2 separate regions of the Homo sapiens genome follow, and region 2 is linked to region 1. The links are chromatin contacts, found by Hi-C in ENCODE. All regions are on one chromosome and are shown on one strand. Each heading gives the region's core, a stretch centred on a gene start or an enhancer-like site at or near the end of the contact. The rest is flanking DNA. Distances are from core to core; before and after follow the strand shown. Region 1 holds the start of MARCKS (myristoylated alanine rich protein kinase C substrate). Region 2 holds the start of NUS1 (NUS1 dehydrodolichyl diphosphate synthase subunit).

What was found. A loop is a pair of places that touch in the nucleus more often than their neighbours do. Pooled maps may share reads with other maps.
Region 2: a map with no recorded cell type shows a loop between it and region 1 (8-fold over the local background). The contact joins the promoter of NUS1 here to the promoter of MARCKS in region 1. A Hi-C loop is called at or near these places in 2 of 37 single-sample maps with no recorded cell type and 7 of 50 pooled maps.

The regions. Positions count from the first base shown.
Region 1 is chr6:113,854,879-113,860,117 of GRCh38, reverse strand. It overlaps MARCKS (myristoylated alanine rich protein kinase C substrate), which reads right to left and starts at 2,773. Exons shown (of 2, transcript NM_002356.7): 1 at 2,271-2,773; 2 at 1-435. The coding sequence starts at 2,372. RefSeq lists enhancers at 2,692-2,741, 2,529-3,072, 3,073-3,618, 3,889-3,938, 3,959-4,018 and 1 more and silencers at 897-1,226, 4,809-5,018.
Region 2 is chr6:117,672,993-117,678,231 of GRCh38, reverse strand. NUS1 (NUS1 dehydrodolichyl diphosphate synthase subunit) reads right to left here and starts at 2,763. Exons shown (of 5, transcript NM_138459.5): 1 at 2,147-2,763. The coding sequence starts at 2,561. LOC101927919 (a long non-coding RNA gene) reads left to right here and starts at 2,948. Exons shown (of 3, transcript NR_110854.1): 1 at 2,948-3,135; 2 at 3,397-3,585; 3 at 4,150-5,239.

The sequences.
Region 1 (5,239 bases), core at 1,524-4,023:
TCCAGCCTCCTTCTTGTTCTTCTTGAAGGAGAAGCCGCTCAGCTTGAAAGACTTCTTGAAGGAAAAGCGCTTCTTTTTTTTTTTCGGGGTCTCGTTGCTGGGCGAGGGCGTGGCCCCGTCCTCGGCCTTGGGCGAAGAAGTCGAGGAGGCGGCCGACGCGGCCTCTCCCTCCGCGGCCGTGGGCGAGCCGGGCTCGGCAGCCTCGCCTTCCGCGGGGGCCTCCTTCTCTACCGGGCTGGCCCCGGCCTCGGGGGCAGCGGCGGCGGCCGGCTCACCTTTCTCGGCCGCGGAGGGCGACGCCGCCCCGCTCCCGGCGGCCGCGGGCTCCTCCTTGTCGGCGGCCGGGGCGCTGCCGTTGGCCTGCAGCTCCTCCTTGGCGCCCGACTCGGCGGCCGCGGGCGAAGCGTCGCCGTTTACCTTCACGTGGCCATTCTCCTAAGGGGCAGAGAAAGCGGGAGCGTCACTGAAGCGGCCGGGGCGCCGCCATTCCCGCCCCCAGCCCTGGACCGGGAGTGCCCCGCTTCCCCCTAAGGCCCCTGTGGCCATCGAGACCCCACCCCCGCCGTTGTGGGGAGGGAGGCGCGGGTGGATGCCCAGAAGAGAGCCCCACGAACGAGGAAATGGGCACCGCTGCCTGGAGACCCCCCGAAAACACAACTGTAGCCCCCAAGTACGGCAATGGCCTCCCAGCCATTCAGCAAGTGCCCTAAAGACGAAGTCCGAAACGTAGCAAGCAAAGGCTAACCATGCCAGCCCTCGCTTTATCGGGGGCTTGGGGGAAAAAAGGTGCCAGGGACTAGTTGACACAGCAAACGCCCTTTGGAAGAAGGCACAGAGCCAGAGCTGGTGGTTCGCGCCTACGTTTCACATCCCTCTTTCGCCCTAAATACATAAAGGCCTCTTCAAAATACCAGGAATTCCCAGGGGGATCACAGCACTCGAGCCAGGAGCGCCCGCGCGGGGCCCTCCGAGCTCCTGCGCCCACCCAGGCCTTTGGCACCGGCAGGGGGCGCTGTGCCTCCACCGCGCCGCGTTGGGCGCAGGCAGGCGAGGAGGGGCGGAGTCGCCGGGCCACCCCGCCCTGCCCAGCCGGGCCCTGCCCGCAGGCCGAGGCGCCCCCGAGCCCGGATCGCGCAGCCCAACAGTCCGCAAACAAAGCTCAGGTGGTTTCCTGGCCTGCCGGTCGGGCTGAAACCAACAAGGCAGGGGGAAACCCATTATTTCTGAGGTCTCGCCTCTGCTTCCACGCCCACCTTCCCCTGCGATTCTGCGAAGCCTGGGCGCGCCTCGGCGGCTCATTTTGCATTTTTAACGGGTTTAAAGCCTCTTGGCAGACCTCGCTTTCCCCAGTAGGTTAGAGCAGGCGAAGCGACACGATCTCTTCTCTAGGAAAAGAGGCGTGGTGGGTGCCCAGTGTTTGCGAAGCAGCCACCCATGGCCGACCTCTCGGGTCCACCCAATCGTGGCTATCTGCCTGGGTCCGGGCAGCGCCGGGCGGCCCCTCGCGGGTGGTCGAGGCGCCACGCACAAGAACAATCCCGACCGAAAGGCACGAACCGCCTCTTTTTGACCATCTGGAAAGGTTCTTAAAGGACCCACCGAGTGTTCCCACCCCACAGATACCATTTAAAAATCAAATGGATGTGTAATTCCACAGACAGCTACGAATAAAGATTTAGGACAGTGGGAAAGCCTCATCAAAAGGTACCGAAGCCCTCTGTCTGGCCCCAGCCAGCCACCTTTCCAAGAACCCAGGGCACGCCGCCGCGGCATACAATAAGACAGCCTTTCCCTCCTCGCCTTTCTCCACCACCATCCCCATTGCGCCCCCCTTTCCCGACTCCCCCCCCCGCCACACACAATCACACCACCAGTTCAGAAATCTCGAAGACAATCCAGCTTCGACAACAAACCCGAGAGACACCCAAACACCATTGTGCCCCCAAACACAAATGAAACCTGGCTGGGGGCGGGGGAAGGAGGGCACCTAGCTAGTCACGTTCTGCCAATCTCCAAACCACGCCATTTTAGACGATTTATCACTCCTTTCCTCCCGTCTACTCAAGAATTCTCCAGGATTCTAAGGAACCACTCCTTTGGTGTGGGGGGACCCCGGCTATGAAAAATCCACAATTTAGGCTATCCATTTCCATTCAACTTTCAGACTAGAATCCAGCCACACTCCTCTCCACGAATGAGCCTTGGGAGCCACCAGGAGGGAAGGAGAGAAAGACACGAAATAAATGACCACAACCACAGGTAGAATTTACCTGTCCGTTCGCTTTGGAAGGCGACGAGGCCACAGCCGCCTCCCCAGGCCTCTCCGCGGCGGCTTCTCCCTTCGCTGCGGTCTTGGAGAACTGGGCACCCATGCTGGCTTCTTCAACAAAGAAACTCAACAGATCCAAGAGGGGAAACAAAGAGCCTCGGGTTGGTGTAACGACGGGGCGAGCAGCAGCAGCAGCGGCGGCGGCAACAGCGGCAGCGGCACACACACCGGAGGGAGGGGGGTGGGGGTGGTGGAGAGGACAGAACAGAACCGATTAAATACACTCCGGATAAAAAAATTTTAGTCGAAGAGATCAAAAAGCAGCAGCACAGGAGGGAGGGAAAAAGGGTGGAAAAGTCGAGCACAAAAAAAGGAGCCCAAGTGTAGTTCGAAAAAAAAAGAAGTAATAAAAAAATCCCAGATTTGTAGCCGCACTGTAGACAAGAGGAAAATGGAGAAATCTCCCTGGTTGCTAATAAGATGCGGGGTCCAACGCCCAAGTGCACAGATGAATGGGCTCGCGGGCGCTGACGCGGCCCCCGCGCGCGTCGGCCAATCCGCGCGCCGCACACAAAGCAGGGGGCGGGGTCTGCGCGCCTGGCGAACAATGGAGCCGCGCTTTGCAAACGGTTTGAAAATCAGCCTCAGACCGAGAATTAATGTCCTCCAAATAAATAAATCAATTAAAAAATACATGGCACTCGTCTCTCTCTGCTTGAAAATAATAATGCATTTCTTGATTGGCTTGCTTTGTTTGGAATTAATTAACACGGGAGGGGGGTACTTGTGCATCGGGGCGGAGAAAGCGTTAACTTGACTCGCATTGACTCTCGTCGGTCTATATCCGTGTGTCTCTCTCTCTCCACTCGCTCCCCTCCCCCATCTTTCCGTGTGTTTATGTGTATGTGTGTGTATGCGAGTGTTAAAGACAATGGTTGCGATTTGTGTGTTTGCAGCATGTTTTCTTTCTTTTTTCCATATTGGTTTTACAGATAATGCTCAGGGTTTGTTTTTTGAACTGCTGCAATGGTTAAATCGTCCCAAATTGAAAGGTATTTAAACCACGAAGATCGAATTTCATCAAGCGAGATCGCAAGTTAGAATTAGGTCTGTAGGCCAGATGTGGAAAATGCAAAAGCGGCAAACAGCGAAGCCACACTCCCTTCCCTCTCCCACATTGGCATGAAATAAAATATTTTGAGATTGGCCTTGGGCGCTCAACAAATTCCCCCTTCTCTGGCTATTCCCAATTAGTGATTTTTTTCCCCCACAATTCAAAGTGAGAGCCATTTACAGAAGATCGAAACTCTTCGCGTTTTATCACTGTTTTAAATGACATAATTTTCCTCTATGGTGAAATGAGACACAGCCTCGAGTAGACGAATCCATATTTACAGTTGGGATGTTATTCGCGTCAATATGGATCGTTTTCAGCCTACTGCCAGAATCGAATGGACTCTTTTTGAACGTGTGTGTGAGTGCGCACGCAGGCGAATGTGCTCCTGAAAGGAAGGGAGGCAGCAGCAACGATGACATTCTAAACCGGATTGCAGTTCTAAGGAGAAATGTTCTGTATGTTGAGAGATAGCAAGATCCCTGAGCTCTCCAAGTCTAACTTGGGTTAGAGGAAAACCTTCTATAATGGTACACAGGATACCTCCATCTGTCACTGCACTCCTTGCCACCGAAGTACCAGACGCTTTTTGTGCGTGAGAGACAAGGCACTGACTTAAAGTATGAGGGGTGAGGGGAACCAAGGAAACAGCTTAATAAGCATTTTCTTCCCAAAGTTTTCACTCGTGGCAAAATCAGACCACCTTTTCTCGTTTACATTTGGTGATCTTGCAAGGAATAATCTTTCGCTTATGAAGGTGAGAAGCAGTCGAGGGAATGGTTCATTTCTCCTGGTGCTGGCTCTGAATTCTCAAACAGTTTTATTTTCTGCTCATTGTAGGGAAATAGGTCACACTCTGAGTGAAAAAGACGGTTGGTTCAAGCCAGTAACTCTTTGTTCAAGCGTTGCTTTAAAAATCACCAAGCTGAACATTGTTACGTGAAGCTTCGTCTTCTCACTGTCCAGTTCCTTCAGATGCATTATTCGACCATGGTCATATTCCCCAGAGCTGATGTAAAGACGTTTCCGTAGAAATGCATCTTGCCAGCAAACGTGTTATTACCCTTAAGAGAGCCCGCTGGCCTGGCCCACGACCCCAGCCGCCAGGATGGACGCAAATCCCTTGTATTAGCAGTTCCAACTTGAAAAGCCAACTGGGCTGATCCGACACCACCATCCAGGCGATTCCCAAAAGCCCATTTAAGGCTCTTGATTTCCCCCCACCCCCAACGTGAATCATGCCCCTTCCTCCGCATCCCCCTCCTATTTTAAATTGGGGTGACTGCTAGCTCGCTTTCAGATTTTCTCCCAGACGCGTCCTTAGCCCTCCATTTGGGGGCTGCTTTTATTGCTCCTTTGTTACCAGGCTGCCGTGTAGCTTTCCCCCCTTTTCTTTCTGGTACGCCTATTTGCCTGGTATCGGCTGGTCTCCCTGGCAACGGCCGGGGAAGATTCGGAGCACTGGGCCGGGGAGGGGGAAGAGGCGGAGCCGGCGCTGGGGGGTGACGGTGGGGGAGACGGGGGCTGGGAGTGGTGGAGGGGAGAGGGGCCGAGTGAGAGACTGGGAGACAGACTGCGAAGCAGATGGCCGCGCGAGGGGGCGGGGTGCGGGCGGGGTGCGGGCGGGGCGCGGCGGGGGGACAGTCCCAGCGTCAGGGGCGCAAGGGAGCCAATCAATTCCCGCAGCAGCTCCGGGGCAAAAAAAAAAAAAAAAAAAAAAAAAAGTGTAAACACATAGATTCCCTCCCCACGAGCGGTCTCGGTCTCTAGTTTACAGTAGAAAGATGATTTCTTTTTGATACGCAAGCGCATTCTACGGTAGCTGGAAAGCCGACAGTCCCCAGCAAGTGGCAGGC
Region 2 (5,239 bases), core at 1,514-4,013, 3.8 Mb before region 1:
GTTAAGATACAAAATCCTGTAAGCCCTTTCACTGAAAATGCTCCTTAAGGTGCCTTTCAGTTCTCAGCCAAAACTTGGCTTAGCTTACTTCTTCCTTTTAATTACTAATCATTTTTCTTTTAGCAACTATGACACAGGATACTTCTGAATCACATCAGCAATTTAAACACAGGACTTGCAGAAACAAGGAAATGTGGCAACATTATAGTCTGTACTAGTAGGCACGGTCATCAAGTCAAACAATTTAGCTATACATTTTCCTTCCCTACTGGAAGATAAAGATACTTGCTTTAAAAGAATCACCTGGCTGTACATCAATCCACCACGTTGCTTAATGCCTTTATGTCCACTTTTGCTTCACCTATTTTTTTCCCCAAGCAAAACTGGTTGCATTGGTTTAGGCATGGATTGTGTCATCTCCTAACAGTCTCATGATTTCTATTGGTCTGCTGAGTTCTTTAGCAAGTTCCATAAATGTCAGTCTCTGAATATATCAAACTTTACCCTATAGGGCAAATCATCATTTGGTGATGACAGGCTACTGCGTCATCATGTTCCTTGCGGGCTGCAGGAAAGATGATAGGGCAATCAGAGATCAGCCTGTAAGCGTTACTGTCTGGCCTATGCCTTCCCTTTCTGACAAAACCCTGCACTTAAATTTACCAATCTGACAAAGATGTATGCCTCTCTAGAGCACACAGGTAATTTATTGAACAGAGAATAAAACTTTTGTTTTCTTCCCTTCATACCAATACTCTTAAATCATTCTTCTCACATCTTTAAAGAAATTCCAATGCTTTCAAGATCTGATTGAAAATCAAACCTGACATCCCAAACCTGAGTATTCCTCAACTTATCTCCTACCTATTCTTCAAGGTCCTGCTTAAATCCCACCTCCACTGCATGAACTTCTCAAGTTCCTTCATTCACAATTTCTCTCCTCTCTTCTCACAATAGTAATTTTACTCTCAACACTTCTTGTTATTAACCATGTCAAATATGTGAGTGTGTGCCTACCTCCTAACAAGCCTGAGAGTCCATGGAATTAAATGCAAGATTCCAAGGAATATGCCTAGCACAGTGCTTTAGGTTTGTAGCTACCCAATAAGTACTGAATTTTTGTACTTACAAAAACTCCCTATGGTGAAATTCATTCCCTCAATCAAAACATATGAGAGGACAATTCTATCAAGTACTGTGTTGGGCACTGATGATGAAGGATCACAAACCATCCCAGCCTTCCAAGACAGAAAGGGACCATTTTCTTTTCTGCCTATCCAATCTCTCACATATTTTTCATAAACCCAGTTCAAATACCACCTGACCCCCACCGCTCCCATTTGCAGTACCTATCACACAGCCCATGCCTAAGTCCTCTATAGCCTCACTGCGACTTAAGAACAGCGCCTGGAAGCTCTCTTAAAGAAACAGTGTGGTGTAACCAAAGGCAAAGATTGTGAAAAAGCACAGAATGGCTAAAATTCCAATATCCTCATTCCGATCTTTGTGGCCCCATTACGATCTTGTGGCCTTGGGCAAATCAGTTAATGTTTTTAAACCTTGGCAAGGGTATACAAATACCATCTACATTACTGCAGTATTATAACGAATAAGAGATTTTTTATTTATTTTTATTTATTTATTTACTTATTTGAGACAGAGTTTCGCTCTTGTTGCCCAGGCTGGAGTGCAGTGGCGCGATCTCGGCTCACCACAACCTCCGCCTCCCGGGTTCCAGCGATTCTCCTGCCTCAGCCTCCCTAGTAGCTGGGATTACAGGCATATGCCACCACGCCCGACTAAACTTGTATTTTTAGTAGAAACGGGGTTTCTCCATGTTAGTCAGGCTGGTCTCGAACTCCCGACCTCAGGTGATCCGTCCGCCTCGGCCTCCCAAAGTGCTGGGATTACAGGCATGAGCCACCGCGCCCGGCCAAGGGATATTTTTAAAATGTTAAAAAGCTACTGAGTCAAATCCAGAGAATTAGTAGGTGTTCAATAAAGCTGATCTCCCTTCCTCGAAAGCGCTAGCGCTGTGATTTGCAGAGAGGCCGCGGCAACTCGTGCCATGGGCACCACCCGCCAGACCAGCGGTCTAGCGGTCCAAGACGCCTCGGCCACCCCCCACCACCGCACCGGGCCTCACCTTGGTGGTCGTAGACGCTAATGTAGGAGATGCCCACGGCCATACACCACACCACGAGGCTCGCGATGTCCGAGAAGCTGGGTTCCTGCTCCACCTCGGTGATCACCAGGCCCATATGCACAGGCAGCTTCTCCAAGGAACGACCGTCCGCGCGCCAGCGCATCCGGTGGTGTGCGGCTGCCAGGCACGACCCCCCGCGCGGGTGCCGGTGGTGACGGCGGTTCCTGCCGACTGCCGGGGGCTTGCGGAGCGTGAAGCCGAGCGGCGCTAGGACCGCGGCAGAGGCGGCGCGGCAGCAGCGCCGCCAGATCCAGTTCCAGGTGCCGAACCGAACGCGGAGCCAGGAGGTGAGCGTGCGGTGCAGACAGAGCAGCGCGTGCAGCACCCGCCACACCAGCTCGTACAGCCCCGTCATACTCTTGTGGCCCTCAGACACCCCCTCTCCCTCCCGCCCACTCCCGCAGCGCGACGGCTTTTTATCCGCCCCTGCGGCCGGCGCGGGCCATCGCTCCGCGTCCCCCCGCCCCCCGAGCCCGAACCCCTTTCCACTGCCAACACCTCACCTCGCCCCCGCCGCCATCTTCCTCCTCCCTTGGCAGCCCCGCCCCCAGTAGTACATGGACAGTTCCGATTGGCCAGCGTGGAATTCTGACGCGGCTTCTGGGTCCGAGAACGTGGCCCGTTCCGGCGCAGTGAGGGAAGGCGCACGCCTGCGAACTAGCCGGGCCGATACCGCGGGCGCCCCCTGGTCGCGTGGAGGGCGATGAGCGAACGACCCGGGACTTGTCTGAATGGGACCCCAGCAAGGCACACGTGGTCTTCAATGCGATGGGCGCTTCCAGGGGACCCGGCGTCCCTTGGGTCCAGGAAGTCTTATACTGTCTCCTCTCACGGCCCCGACAGAAACGGTTTCTGAGGAGTAGAAGTGTCCTAAGTGGATTGGAAATTACAAATGCCGGAAAGAACCTAGGGATGGAAAGCAGCCCTCAGTAAGTGTTGATGCTGGGAATCCACCAGGGTTTCCAAAAGTGTCCTCAAAGGCTGGAGTGATCCTGCTACTGTCCTTTATTCAGCCTCCCGGCTGAGGCTGGGAGCGAGGCTCTTTAGCCATGTTCCTGAAACACCCCTCTACCCATGTCATTCTCATCTAAGGTATCCTTTCCTGGCTGTACATTGCTTAATAGAGGCTCTACAGCTTGGCAGTCCAGTCACTTAATTCTTTTTTTTTTTTTTTTTTTTTATTCGGCAAGACTTTGACCAACCGCCGTGGGTTAGGTTTACAGTGGGGAAAAAAAATAGAAATTGTGCCTGACTTCAATGACCGCCACTATTTGAAGCAAACTGCCCATCCAAGCCTTATCATCCCCTTTAACACCCTAATGTTTCTGTCCATGTGGACTTCGACGTGGTCCTCTAGAATGGTTTTGTACTTCCCCGCGGTAAGTCTGTACTGTCTTTGCCCTTTTTGTTCAAGCTCTTCTCCTGAATTCCTGATTCCCGACTTGGTATTGCCGACATTCCAACCCATTTCTCAAGGTTTATCCTACATGCTACATCCTCTATCATCATATATATGTGTGTGTGCAACAATAATATTTATATTATTTGCATTTATATTTATATAAGTATATATATAAAGATTAGGGAGGTATTACAAAAATGCAACTGTACACATACACACGTATACACACATATTTACACACGTGTGTGTGTGTAAACAGTTGCGTTTTTGTAATACCTACCTATTCTTTGTTCGCTAAAGCCTCTTTTTCCCCCTGGGAAACATCTGTTCACGTCTTGGCTATGTGACTTAATTTTTCTAACATTGTCACTTTTTCAACTAGTCTCATTTTGGTTTCTAAGACTCATTTAACTTTACTTTAAAAGTTGAATCTCATGTCCATCTCCCTTTCGCAGTGCAATTTTCCTCCCTTTGGCAGTGCAGCCTGAAGAACTGAGGGCTGGGCACCAGGCACACCCTTCACACACTTCTTTCTCTCCAGGTCTCCTCTGCGGTAGCTCCTCTGATGATGGACAAAGAAGGAGAGGCGAAAGGCCATGATCAGGGAAGCCTACAGTCTTCTTCCTCACTGCCCATTGCTGTAGTTTATGCAGCTACATGATGCTTGTTAAGGAAGCTCCCTAGACACCAGTGTCCCATTGAGATTTGGCCACGTATTCTGCAGACCCCACCCCACCCCCCATGCCGACTATGTTGCCACATTTCTCTACCGTACTCATTTCTTTGCCCCAATGTCTATCCGTTCTGACAAGATTAAAGACATCAATCTCATGTTCCCGTGGCCTGCTCTCAGGTGTGCAGGCACAAACAGGCTCTATCTTCTGTATTTCTTTTTTCCTTTTTTTTTGAAACGGAGTCTCGCTCAGTCGCCCAGGCTGGAGGGCAGTGGTGCGATCTCAGCTCACTGCAGGCTCCGCCTCCCGGGTTCACGCCGTTCTCCTGCCTCAGCCTCCCGAATAGCTGGGACTACAGGTGCCCGCCACTACGCCCGGCTAATTTTTTGTGTGTTTTTAGTAGAGGCGGGGTTTCACCATGTTGGTCTTGAACTCCTGACCTCAGGTGATCCGCCCGCCTTGGCCTCCCAAAGTGCTGGGATTACAGGCGTGAGCCACTGCGTCCGGCCCCTGTATTTCTTTGAATTGCAAACTTAAGCAAAAGGATTCTAGCCACATGTCCATCTGACACACTCACATGCAGATCCTGGCGTCTCTCCCCAGACATTTGCTTGCTTTCCTCCTAGAGTTTCCTCCTAGTAGCAGGTCCCCTAGCTCCCAGGATGTTCAGCCTCCTAAAGAGTGGTGGGGCGGCGGTACCCACTTTTCTTCTCTGTCAGCTGTCAGTAGGCTAGGGATGGAGGGTCTCATACAGAACAGTTCTCTGGGGGCCTTGAACCAACACAGTTCTTCCCCTTTTCTCACTTGTAGTTCTCGAGAATAACTGTAGAATGTGTTGGAATGCAATATACTATAGACAAGGAGGAACTGACCAGAACAGCCCAGGCTCTGTTCCAGTCTCTTCTAGAAATAGGATGTCCTTCAACTAGTACTAGCCCAGCACATCCCATTGCCCTG